Linked DNA regions of Homo sapiens: regions 1 and 3 are each linked to region 2. Evidence: chromatin contacts called from ENCODE Hi-C data. All regions are on one chromosome and are shown on one strand. The core of a region is the stretch at or near the end of the contact, and the rest is flanking DNA. Distances in the headings are between cores, read along the strand shown.

Region 1 (3,378 bases), core at 859-3,358, 3.4 Mb after region 2:
TTGACTGACCCTGCCCTAACTGACCCAGAAATGAGATGTAGTTTGTGTTCCTGCTGCCAGCTGCCATTTCCTACAGAAGTCTAGAGTGTTTCTACTCTGCTGCTGGAGTTGCCTAGGGGGAATTCTGGTAGCCACGCTAGTTAAACTGTTGAGGTTTTAAAAATGGAATCGTAAACATAAATTCTGTCTCCCTCAAGTGGCCTCCCAGTCTGGAAGTGACACCATTCTCTGGGAAAATGGCATCAATTTCTCCAGAGGCATTCTTCGTTAACTCGTGGATTTCAGCTGCCTAAGGTTGCTCTAAAAGTGCCTGTTCTATCAGTTATCATTCATAATCAGGCTAATCTGAAACCTAGTTCTTCAGGGGGAATCAAGGTCCAACTTTCTAACAGATGATTTGCATGGCTTGAAGATTTTTAAGAAAAGGATAACTCTATTCCTGGTAAACTGGCTCCTGGCTCACTTCCAGTCACAATGACTAAAGCATTCTTACTGATAGAATTCAGCTCCTGGGAGGTAGTAGTCTGATGAGAAACCAGATGCCAGCTTGCCAGGTCATCCCTCCTGTAAGGGTTATGGTTATAGAGATGCCCTGCTTTACATGATAAGCTGTACAAGGATCTGTACTAGAGAATCCAGCAAAACCTTTTAATGGCTCAATAGGCCTAGGGAACTTTAGCGATCATATAAACCTTGCAATCTATCTCCAGGAATACAGTATCTTGCATACTCTCATTTAATCCTAACAAAAAAACTCTATGAGGGAAAAGAAGAAACACAGGCACAGAGAGATTAAGTAATTTGCCTAAGGTTGCACAGCTTTAGGGGGTTATCAGGATTTGAAACCAGGCAATGTGTGTTCCTGTTCTTAAAGAAAAGCAACATTCGTATCTTAATGATTTATAAACTGCTTTGTTCATTCATTCTCATTTAATTCTTCAAAGAAGTGGGGGAGGTGAGGAAAGGAGACCAGGTTTAGTAACTTATTAAGTGTGATTCTGTGTCTACCAAGCATATTCTCAGCCAGCCTGGAACCCTGGTACATTGGCTGTTCTTCGCTCTTTCCTTGACCCCACCGTACCTTGCTTTATCCACCGGTGAAATCTCTAGGAATGCCTCACCAGTGCAGAGGGAGGCGCTGAGTCAGGGTAACACGCAATTCCTCGCTCCTCAAGGGTCTCCCAAAACCACAGGCGGATGGGAGTCAGGGAAAATCGAAATTACACGCACCAAATACGCAAGGCTGCTGACACACGTTGGCAGTGATTTACCTTTCTATTAATTGCAAGGTTTCGCGGAGTAGGTTAGTTGCCAGAGTTCCAGCCCAGAAAAACCGTTAATGTAGTTAGTCGCGTCCCGGTTGCAGCTCTGCCCTGGGCTGGAAAGGTCCCGCCCATTACCTGTGGCCAGCACGAAGGCCGGGACGCTGTGGAAGCGCACCGGTCCGTGGCTGCGGCCGTCCTCGCATGCCACGAAGGCGGTCACCAGCCCGCAGGGGCAGTGGATATTGACGCGGGCCTCGCGGGTGCCCGCAGGGGGCGCCGGCACAAGCCCGAAGTCCAAAGCGAAGCGGCCCAGCGCCAGCACTGCGTGGCCGCACATGGAGCTGTAGCCCTCGTTGTGCAGGAACAGGACGCCCAGATGCGCGTCCGGCAGCTCGCTCGGGACTAGGACCGCCCCGTACATGTCCCGGTGCCCTCGGGGCTCGAACATGAGCCGTCGCCGCACGTGGTCAAGGTGCTGGCGCATGTAGCGCCGCTTGGCCAGCAGGGTGGGCCCAGACACCTCCGGACACCCCGCCAGCACGATACGCAAGGGCTCGCCGCCCGTGTGCATGTCCACCACCGACAGCACCGGCGTCCCTGGATCATGCGGGGGCAGCCGGGGCACCGCCAGCGCGCTCTCCATGGTCTGCGTCGGGGGAGACGAGTACGGTCCCGCAGCTATGGCTTCAAGCCCGACCCTCACCCACTGACTCCGCGGGAGGAGGGCGGGACGCTAACCAGCCACGTCCGGGGGGCGGGGTCTCGGAGCCTAAACCCGGAAGCGAGGGAGGAACTTCGGAGCTGTCGCCCGGGTTACCGGGAGGCGGAGCCGCCGAGCTCGCTGTGGCCCGGATGTTCGGTGCAGCTGCCAGATCCGCTGATCTAGTGCTTCTCGAAAAAAACCTTCAGGCGGCCCATGGGTGAGTGGTCGCCAAGATCCCGGGAAGCGTTTCTGGTAGTCCCGACTACTTTCCTACACGGCTGGCCTCGGGCTCGGCTCTTTGTAGGCGGCCTTCGGTTGGCGGCGCAGGCTCGCCCCTTGACCCCGCCCGCCCTCGGGCCGGGCTCCGCACTCCTGCGGGGTTGGGGTGGTCTGTCCGCAACGGGCTACTAGGGGAGGCGCGCTGTCTGCGGCGAAATGCCAGGTCTTTGTTGTTTGGTCCGAAATGTCTCTTCAGTCCCTTAGTTTAATGTCGAGGGAACACTTGCTTGAGGGTTGACTTCGGAATTGAAAACGCGGGTGATAGTGCAGAAAAAACAGTAAAGCAGAAGCAAGTTGCTGCATAATTTGTCTACTGCTTCAACCTCAAACGTAGATTTATAGCGCCCGTCACAAAGGGCAGGACCGCTGCAAAAAAATGGAATCTTAAAACTTTAGCCATCGTTCGCTAAAGGAAATGAAAGGAGAAATTCAACAGTCGCTTGGAGCCTGGGTTTTGCTTAGTAAGTGATAGGCTGTTTATTTCAGTTCAGTTTATCATACTGGTTTTCAGGCCTTGGATTTTGAGAAACTTTAGATTATTGATATTCACGTGTATTTATTAAGCATCTACTAGATGTAAAGCCCATACAGAAGTTTCCAATTCCTTACCTTCTGCATTCTTGAAAAACCTGAAATATTCATTTTCATGTATTAATTTAGAACATTGTGATTACAATTGGTTACAAAAAAAATAAGCGCCCATTAAAGAGGCCAGTGGGTTTAAAAAGCTAAGTCCGAAATTTGTTAAAAGCGAAAATATTAAACTGGAGGAATATTATTCAATGCTGTTTCTCTTTTTCTCTCAGCAGCATAAGGAGAAGGAAGTAAAAAGTCTGCTTGAATGTGAAAGGAGAGAAGGCACTGTAGACCAGGCAGTCTAGATTGTGAATTCGTGAATAATTTGGGAAATGATTGTTCAAGAATAGTCAAAAGATGCATAATTTTTCAAATTAATTCACATGTAGACCGCAGTTTGTTTTGAGACGGAGTCTCCTTCTGTAGCCCAGGCTGGAGTGCAGTGGCGCGATCTCGGCTCACTGCAACCTCTGCCTCCTGGGTTCAAGCGATTCTCCTGCCTCAGCCTCCCCAGTAGCTGGGACTACAGGCGCGCGCCACCACGTCAGGCTAATT
Region 2 (3,575 bases), core at 858-3,357:
GAGCTGCCTAGGATAAAAAGCCTCCATTGACACAAAAACTCATTCACAACAACACTTCCTGTAAGTCAGTCTGATAAAGACAGACCTGATTAAGTACTATAAACATTCTCAAAGACATGTTGGGAGAGTAGAGAGACATGTCCCTCTGGAAGTCAGGGGTGCCACAGGCAGATAGCTAGACGGGGGGGCCTTGGAAGATTGGGATATCCTATGGGAAACTCTCAGCCTAGTGCTGGGAACTTAGTAGGAGGTTAATACATATTTCTTTCTATCTTCCTAAGAGCAGATGCGAAGCACAGCAAGGAGGAAATGCAGCCAGAACAGTATAATGCAATGCAACGCACACAGGCACAGCAGGCCAAGAGAGAAGGAAGGAGGTAATGGTAGCCTAGAGAGCAGAAGCAGCAACAGAGGAGGCCTAGAGAAGCTAGGGTGACAGAGGCAGGCATCATCGTAATCGTGACGGCGCAACTGCAGAATGATTCTGACAGATCTTTGATAGTCATACAATCTATGTGGTAAGTAGATGCACAGAGTACATGAAGACAACATTAATCCAGCAGAAATTTGAAAGAAATTTACATCAACACTGGGGAGGAGACATGATTTATCCCTTTAGTGAAGGAGTGCTGGTTAAAACTGTAACAGATTTTTTATTACATATAAAAAATATAGAGAATACGTAATATATGCAGAATAACTAATATTCATTTGAAATACAGAATTTCTATAGTTAGCTGAAATAAGTTAACTGTTTAATAAAGTTTATTTTTGGCTTACCAGTGGTGTGGCTTTAGTTACTTTGGAATAATTTATTTCTAAAACCTCAATTAAAAAAATCAGTTCCTAACTGAAGTAAAATTATCAGAAACATCATGTCACTACCGTAATAACCTGTCAGAGAATGTTACACAAGGGGTGCAGCACAGCGGAATGGAAGGTTACAGATGCAATTATTATTTTTTCTAGCCCTTTGCTTCGGGTCATAGCCAACCAGTCACTATACACAGGGTAGCTTCTGCAGTATTTATTTCTTTAAATATTTAACAGTGTTGAGAGGCAATGACTCGCAATAATATGTAGAGTTTCTAGCACATTATGAGTGCTTAATAAATGTTAGAACAATAAAATCCTGTATGATGAAAAACAGCAGTCAGTAAAACTATACAGTCTACGATATTTTAAAGCCATAGCAATAACTAGTTTAAAAAGAATAGAAAGCAAACAGTGCATTGATTAAATCACGGTCATAAAGGAACATTTACGTTCACTAAAAAGTCCACCCAGGTAATTTCCCCTTGTATGTATTAGGGGATGGAAAGAAGGCACAGGAAAAGTGGATAAAGTATGGATTAAAAAACAACTCTTCCCCCATCCCCCCGCCACCCCCCAAAAGCCAGGTGGAGCTCTATTGACCACAAGCCGGGGTAGCTACATCCAGTGCAACGGTGGGGTGCTCCAAGCGCCTTCGAAACGTCCTCTACGCCAGCACCAACTGGCAAAACCTTCTAATTTTCTAGACGCCTTTCTGCTTGGTTTTGGAAGGGGAGGCACCCAAGTGGGTGTGTGCGACACCTCTAGTTGTAAGCCGGGACACAGTGACGTCGAGAGAGCGCTATTCTACTCGGAGAGGAAGTTAATCCCATCGAACTCCAGCCAGGAAAACGTGGGCTTGGGAACCGCGGCCGCTCGTTTCCAGGATCTCCCGCGGGCCTTCGCGGCTGAAGAACCAGGCGGCGAGGGCTGAGGACCCCGCGCTCTAAGTTTGGGGAAGGAAGTGAGGAAAAAAAACAGAGCTGCTCCTTTAAGAACTTCCTTTCCCTTTTACTCTATGTTTACATAACACAGGGGCCGAGCCTCCGCCGGGCCGAGGGGGGCGGGGAGTGGGCGCGGACGGCCCCACGCGCCGGGGGAGGGGGCGCCCCGCGGGCCGGGGGCGGGCGCCTGGCTCTGCGTGGGGCGGGGCGGCTCCCACCTGCCCGCGCGCTGGCCCCCGCCTCCCCCGCGCGGCCCCAGCCTCTCGTGCGCCCGCTCCCTCCTCCTTCCCTCCCTCCCGCGGGGCTTCGGCGGCGGCGCTCAGCGCAGGCAGGTCCCCCTGCTGCCGGGTCCCATTTGTTGCCGGCTCTGACTCGGGGCGGCCGCGGCGCGCGGAGCTCCGGGGAGTCAGGCGGAGCAGCCGCGCAGCCACGACGGAGCAGCAGCGGGACTGGCCGCCCCGCGCCCCCTTCGCCGCCGTGCCCTTCCCCGGCGCGCTCACCCCGTTCTCGGGATGGGATTGTAGCGGCGGCGCGGACTCGGCGGGGATCGCGGCGGAGGCGGCGGCGTCGGCGGCGGCGTCGGCGGCCGAGCGGGGCTCCATGTTTTCCCCTGGCCAGGAGGAACACTGCGCCCCCAATAAGGAGCCAGTGAAATACGGGGAGCTGGTGGTGCTCGGGTGAGTCCTGGGGTCCCTGGTCCCGGGCAGCGGCGCGGGCGGGGAGCGCCCGCATCCTGGAGCGGGGCTGGCGGGGTGGCTCGGTGCTCTTTGGGGACCGCCGGGGCGCTCGGGGCGGCAGGAGAGGCTCTCAGGGCCCGGACGGCGGCGCGGGGGCGGGATGCGCCCCATCGGCGCGCGCTCGGGGTGCTGCGGCGGACGCCGGGCTGCGCTGTCCGCGCGGAGGACGCGGCGGAGGAAGTGGCCAGAACTCGGGCGACCCAGCGGGGGCAGCGCCGGGCACCGGGTCCGCGGCCGTATCGTGGGGGCGGGGGCAGGGGCTCCACTTCCCGCGCGCCGCGTCCGGGCCGGGGAGGGCGGGCAGGGACTCCATGTGAGGCGCCGCGGTCGCGGGCGCTTCGCGGGGTCGCTTCCCGAAGCTGAGAGGCCGGCCGGCGCGGAGCCCCGTCTTCCCACCTCCCTCGCGGACCGTGGTACCCGCGCCCCCGAACTCCGAGCGCGGCGCCGTGAGCTTGGGCCGCCGCGGGCTGTGGGATCCCCGGCTGCGCTTTGCAAATTGTTCCGATGACCGCCGCGGGCCGCCGCAGCCCGAGAGCAGTGAACTGTGTGTGACCCGGGCCGGCCGGCCCTCCGCTTCTCCCCGCTTGGAGTGCTCTGGAGGGGAGGGACAGGATGCGGCTGCTCGGGGCCTGGCACCGGGGCGCGGGCCGTATCCCCCCGGTCCCGGCCTCGCTGATGCCCTCCCGGCTGCGGGGAGCTCGCCAGCCTCGCCCGCCTCGGCTCCCTCTCTGCTGGTGAAAGCCGCATCTTGAAGATAGTAATTATGTACAATCGTTAAACGGCAGCAATTAGAGACTTCATCTACTTCCTGAGTTTCCTTGTGACATTTCTATTGTTTACCCTTAATAAGCCAGGAGAGAGGCTTTGCGGGCTTAAAACTGGATATAGTGGGCAGTGAAAGGGGAGGGGGAAGGGGGAAGTGCAGGAAACTGGGGGGAAGGAACAACTTGGGTTTAGTGTTGAAGAAAGGATTATTTTTTCCTTTGGATGTGTCGCTCTGGGAACCCGCGCTTTTGTCCTTCTGCGTTGAAAGACCTGTATTCAGAACATCCTCGGCGCTGATAGGTAGGCTTAGCACACA
Region 3 (3,459 bases), core at 462-2,961, 3.1 Mb after region 2:
TTTTTCCACCATGAACTGCGTTACATTAAGTCTACCCATTAGTTAGAATATCAGTGATTATATCCTTGATCTGATGGCCAGGGGAAAATTTATATTGTCAGAGTTCATTTTAGATAATATTTGAAATGGAAGAAGTAGCTGAGGACAGAAGAGCAACATTCAAAGCTATCTTCTTTCGGGGGAGAAAAGTGGGTCTTGTCTATAAAGAACAGGCTTGTTAAAAGAACATCAGAATTCATCGCTAAACATCTCTCTGAGCAAAACAAAGCATTTCCTCTCCCCTGAGATCCTCAACTAATTTCATAAATATTTTTTCACTTGAACCCAACTTAGTGTTGCAGAATGAAAGGAGAAAATAAATGATAAGAGTTCCACCAACACTTCAGTAGGGAGTTGTCTGAAATCTTAATTGTGAACCTTTTTTTCACAAGATGCACAGTCTTCTAGAGATTTTGCTAGTGGAACGGGTGTGTGAGCTGATCATTATATGGAATTGAGACACATCAAATGCCATTAAAATTTACATTTACAACTCGAGTAACTAAATGCATTGATTCTTTTCATATTAAAAGACACTTGGTATTCACTGAATAATGAAAAATGCCACGGAAAAAATTATGTATTAACAATACAACCTGCCTAAAGGGTCAGAATTCTGCTACACACCTTTTGCTTACCTTTAAATAAATATTTAGGTGTGTTAAGAGCAGGGCAATTCTTGAACGGCACGATGTTGTTTGGTTTAATGTCTTTATAAAAATATTTGAAAAGGTATGGAAAATGAGGTGAGAGTGTTGTGGATTTAAAAACATGTGTATACATAGATACACAATTATTAAAACTTTAGACAAGGACGTTTTCTTCCTGGGAGTGGAGAGCCACCAGCGCGGGAAGTCTGCTGCAGGGATGAACAAAAGCATGGCTGCACGATAGTATTATCTTTGCAGCAGCAGCAGGCGCCCTGACGGAGGGTTGCGGCGACTGTCTAGTCTATCACACCGCACTTCTGGTAGTGACAACCTCCGTTATTCTGTCAGCTCAGCCGACTAAGTGGTTCCCCGCGTTCTGCCTGGTCACCTTGTCTCCGTTAAACGGGAAGCAGAAAAGAGAAAGGTGAATTGAGGGGGTACAAGGAGATTCCTCCGCCTTGGGACCGGCGTCGCCCCATCCTCTGGAAGTGTTGAGCGGGGAGAATTCGAGGACCGTATTTAACCCAGAAAACAGTAAGCCCTCTGAATTAGCTGCTACGCCTGGGGAAGGCAGAAAAGTCTTAATCGTCCCTTCCCAGCAGGGACCAAGAAAGACCAGTTAGAGCGAGCCTGGCCGGACCACGCGAGCCCCGGACCTCTCCGATCCTTCAGAGCCCGCGCCGGGCAAAGTAGAGGTCAAGTCAACACACACGACCGCAGGGCAGCCCTCCCACTCTCCCGTGCGGTCCGCAGCTCGGCTTCGGAACGACCACCGCTAACACTGCAAGGCTGTAAGGCTGGGAGGGGGCGGGTCCTGAAGGGGGCGGGAATAAGAGGCGGGGCAGAAGGGCGGAGGAGTGTGTCGGGAGATGTAGTTCCGCGAGTCCCGACAGCAAAGCTGTCCCGGCTCCGCTAATAGATTGGGACCACTACTCCCAGGAGTCTGCGCGCCCGACCGGAGCGTCCATGCGCAGTGGGAGCCACTTTGTATCCTATCAGGCGAGGAGAGGGTGATGTCACCTGCGAGTTAGTAACCTACGAGCGGCTGTGAAGGAAACTGTTTAACCGGATCCCATTGTACCCAGAGTGCAGAGCCGCCTTTCCAGCATGCAGGGGCTGCTCAGGTAAGGGGGACGCTCCTCCTTGCCCGCCGCACTCATTCATTAAGTGGCACTGCTCAGTGGTGCGGGGGTGGGCGTGCTTCCGTGGGCTGGGCGCTGGGTTCGCGGCGCGCCCTCCTGCTGCCTCCCCGGAGCTCCCGGGCCAGTAGGTAAATATTAAACCCGTCCTTCAGGTTGGGTCTGGGTGGGAACGGGACCGAGACAGCTCTCGGCTGCCTAGCTGGGGGTGGGAAAATGGCTGCAGCGCAACGCAAACCGAGGCAGCAGGGAGGAAGACGCCCCCAAGGACTGGGGTCCCTCCCTTTCTTTCTAAGGCGCCCGGCTGGCCGAGGAGCTGGCGGGGTAACACTCGCCGCCTTGCTGAAGGCTCCCCGGGGCTGGGGCCGCGGGTACTGCAGCGGCGTCCGCGAGCTCCCGGCCCGGCGGCTCCGAGAGGGAGAACCCCGAGGCAGGCTTGGTGGACACGGCGGTGGCGACAGGGAAGGAGGGACTCGTGTACCCGTTCGCGTCCGAGCAGAGCCCCCAGTGCCCCTGGCACCCTCACTTCCAGCCCCATTCGAAAGGGACGGAGCGCCTGTAATTCAGACTAAGTTGGACCTAAATGTTTCAAAACAGAGAGAAGGGAAATCGGGCGTTGCGGAGGGAGAGCAGGGTGTTGGCGGCCGGGGAGGCTGCGCCGCCTGCGGACCCGGTTGTGAGGCACCGCAGAGGGCTTTTGCCGCCCGTCCCTCTCGGGAGGGCGCATCTCAGTCTCCACGGTCCCTTGGTGTAGAGCACCTGGGCTGGGGCGAAGCGCCTGCCCTGAAGCCCTGGGCCAGGAGGTGGTAGCGCGGGGGTGGAGGTGTCGGATAATCTAATGATTAGGCTCGCTGTGGGGCAGGAGGGCTGGATAATCGGGTTTACCCAGCTGGTTCTGAAAGCCAACTGCTTGTGATCGGCTTGCCCTCTGAGTGGAGACGTGCAGGAGGCCCAGAGCTCTCAGTCCTCTGGATGTTCTTTGCCTTTCCTAGTACCTTCATTTGTTCGTTTACTCATTCATCAAACCCTGCTAAGGTCTCAAGTTGTTCACGGCCTGGCTTTGCGGAGCTACCTCTCGCCCCATAACATATTTAGTGATGCCTGAACTCCATTCCCCTCTCCTTCATCTCCACTTTCTGGAGAGCATCAAGAGCAAATGCCACCGTGACCGTTTTGCTGGTAGTTTCTTGAGATTCGAGCAGGACCCAGTGAATCGAAGCGGAGTTGCCTGCAAGATGAATCCCGTTGCCATGGCGACTCCTGCCTTCGGAATCTTAGCCGCTGCCACTGCTGTTTCGATTCGATGTGGCTCTGCGGGCAGCTGGGAGGGAGTGGCTAGTGGGTGTGGTCAAACGCTCGCCCTGGCCCAGCTGCTCTCTCCTCCTCGCCCCTTTCACAGCCCCGGGACTCTCCCCTTTCTCTCCTAAATAGCTTGGACACAGTTCTAAACCCCTTTCCCTTCCCCGTGCCACACCTCATCACGCCACCTCTCTCCCTGAAACTAATTGTTTGGCGCCTTTTTCCTGAGGCAAACTCTGAAAATTATAATTTGAAAAATCTCTTCCCCCTTTCGGGCTAGCCGCATCATTTCCCCAATAAGGTAGTTTATGGTGTTGGAGGCAGCTTTGTCA

Evidence for each region. A loop is a pair of places that touch in the nucleus more often than their neighbours do. Pooled maps may share reads with other maps.
Region 1: a loop to region 2 is called in a map of CD8-positive, alpha-beta T cell, with 7 times the contacts of the local background. The contact joins the promoter of JKAMP here to the promoter of PELI2 in region 2. A Hi-C loop is called at or near these places in 3 of 168 maps with a recorded cell type or tissue (CD8-positive, alpha-beta T cell and naive thymus-derived CD4-positive, alpha-beta T cell) and 6 of 50 pooled maps.
Region 3: a map of CD8-positive, alpha-beta T cell shows a loop between it and region 2 (13-fold over the local background). The contact joins the promoter of DAAM1 here to the promoter of PELI2 in region 2. A Hi-C loop is called at or near these places in 3 of 168 maps with a recorded cell type or tissue (CD8-positive, alpha-beta T cell and naive thymus-derived CD4-positive, alpha-beta T cell) and 7 of 50 pooled maps.

What each region holds. Positions count from the first base shown.
Region 1 is chr14:59,482,409-59,485,786 of GRCh38, forward strand. It overlaps JKAMP (JNK1/MAPK8 associated membrane protein), which reads left to right and starts at 2,109. Exons shown (of 7, transcript NM_016475.5): 1 at 2,109-2,185. The coding sequence starts at 2,182. L3HYPDH (trans-L-3-hydroxyproline dehydratase) reads right to left here and starts at 2,000. Exons shown (of 5, transcript NM_144581.2): 1 at 1,401-2,000. The coding sequence starts at 1,908. RefSeq lists an enhancer at 2,075-2,354.
Region 2 is chr14:56,116,304-56,119,878 of GRCh38, forward strand. PELI2 (pellino E3 ubiquitin protein ligase family member 2) reads left to right here and starts at 2,108. Exons shown (of 6, transcript NM_021255.3): 1 at 2,108-2,434. The coding sequence starts at 2,358. RefSeq lists an enhancer at 1,496-1,735 and silencers at 1,866-1,925, 1,966-2,225, 2,516-2,585.
Region 3 is chr14:59,186,956-59,190,414 of GRCh38, forward strand. It overlaps DAAM1 (dishevelled associated activator of morphogenesis 1), which reads left to right and starts at 1,712. Exons shown (of 25, transcript NM_001270520.2): 1 at 1,712-1,813. RefSeq lists enhancers at 1,215-1,454, 2,235-2,994, 2,705-2,864, 3,295-3,344 and silencers at 1,925-2,064, 2,125-2,344.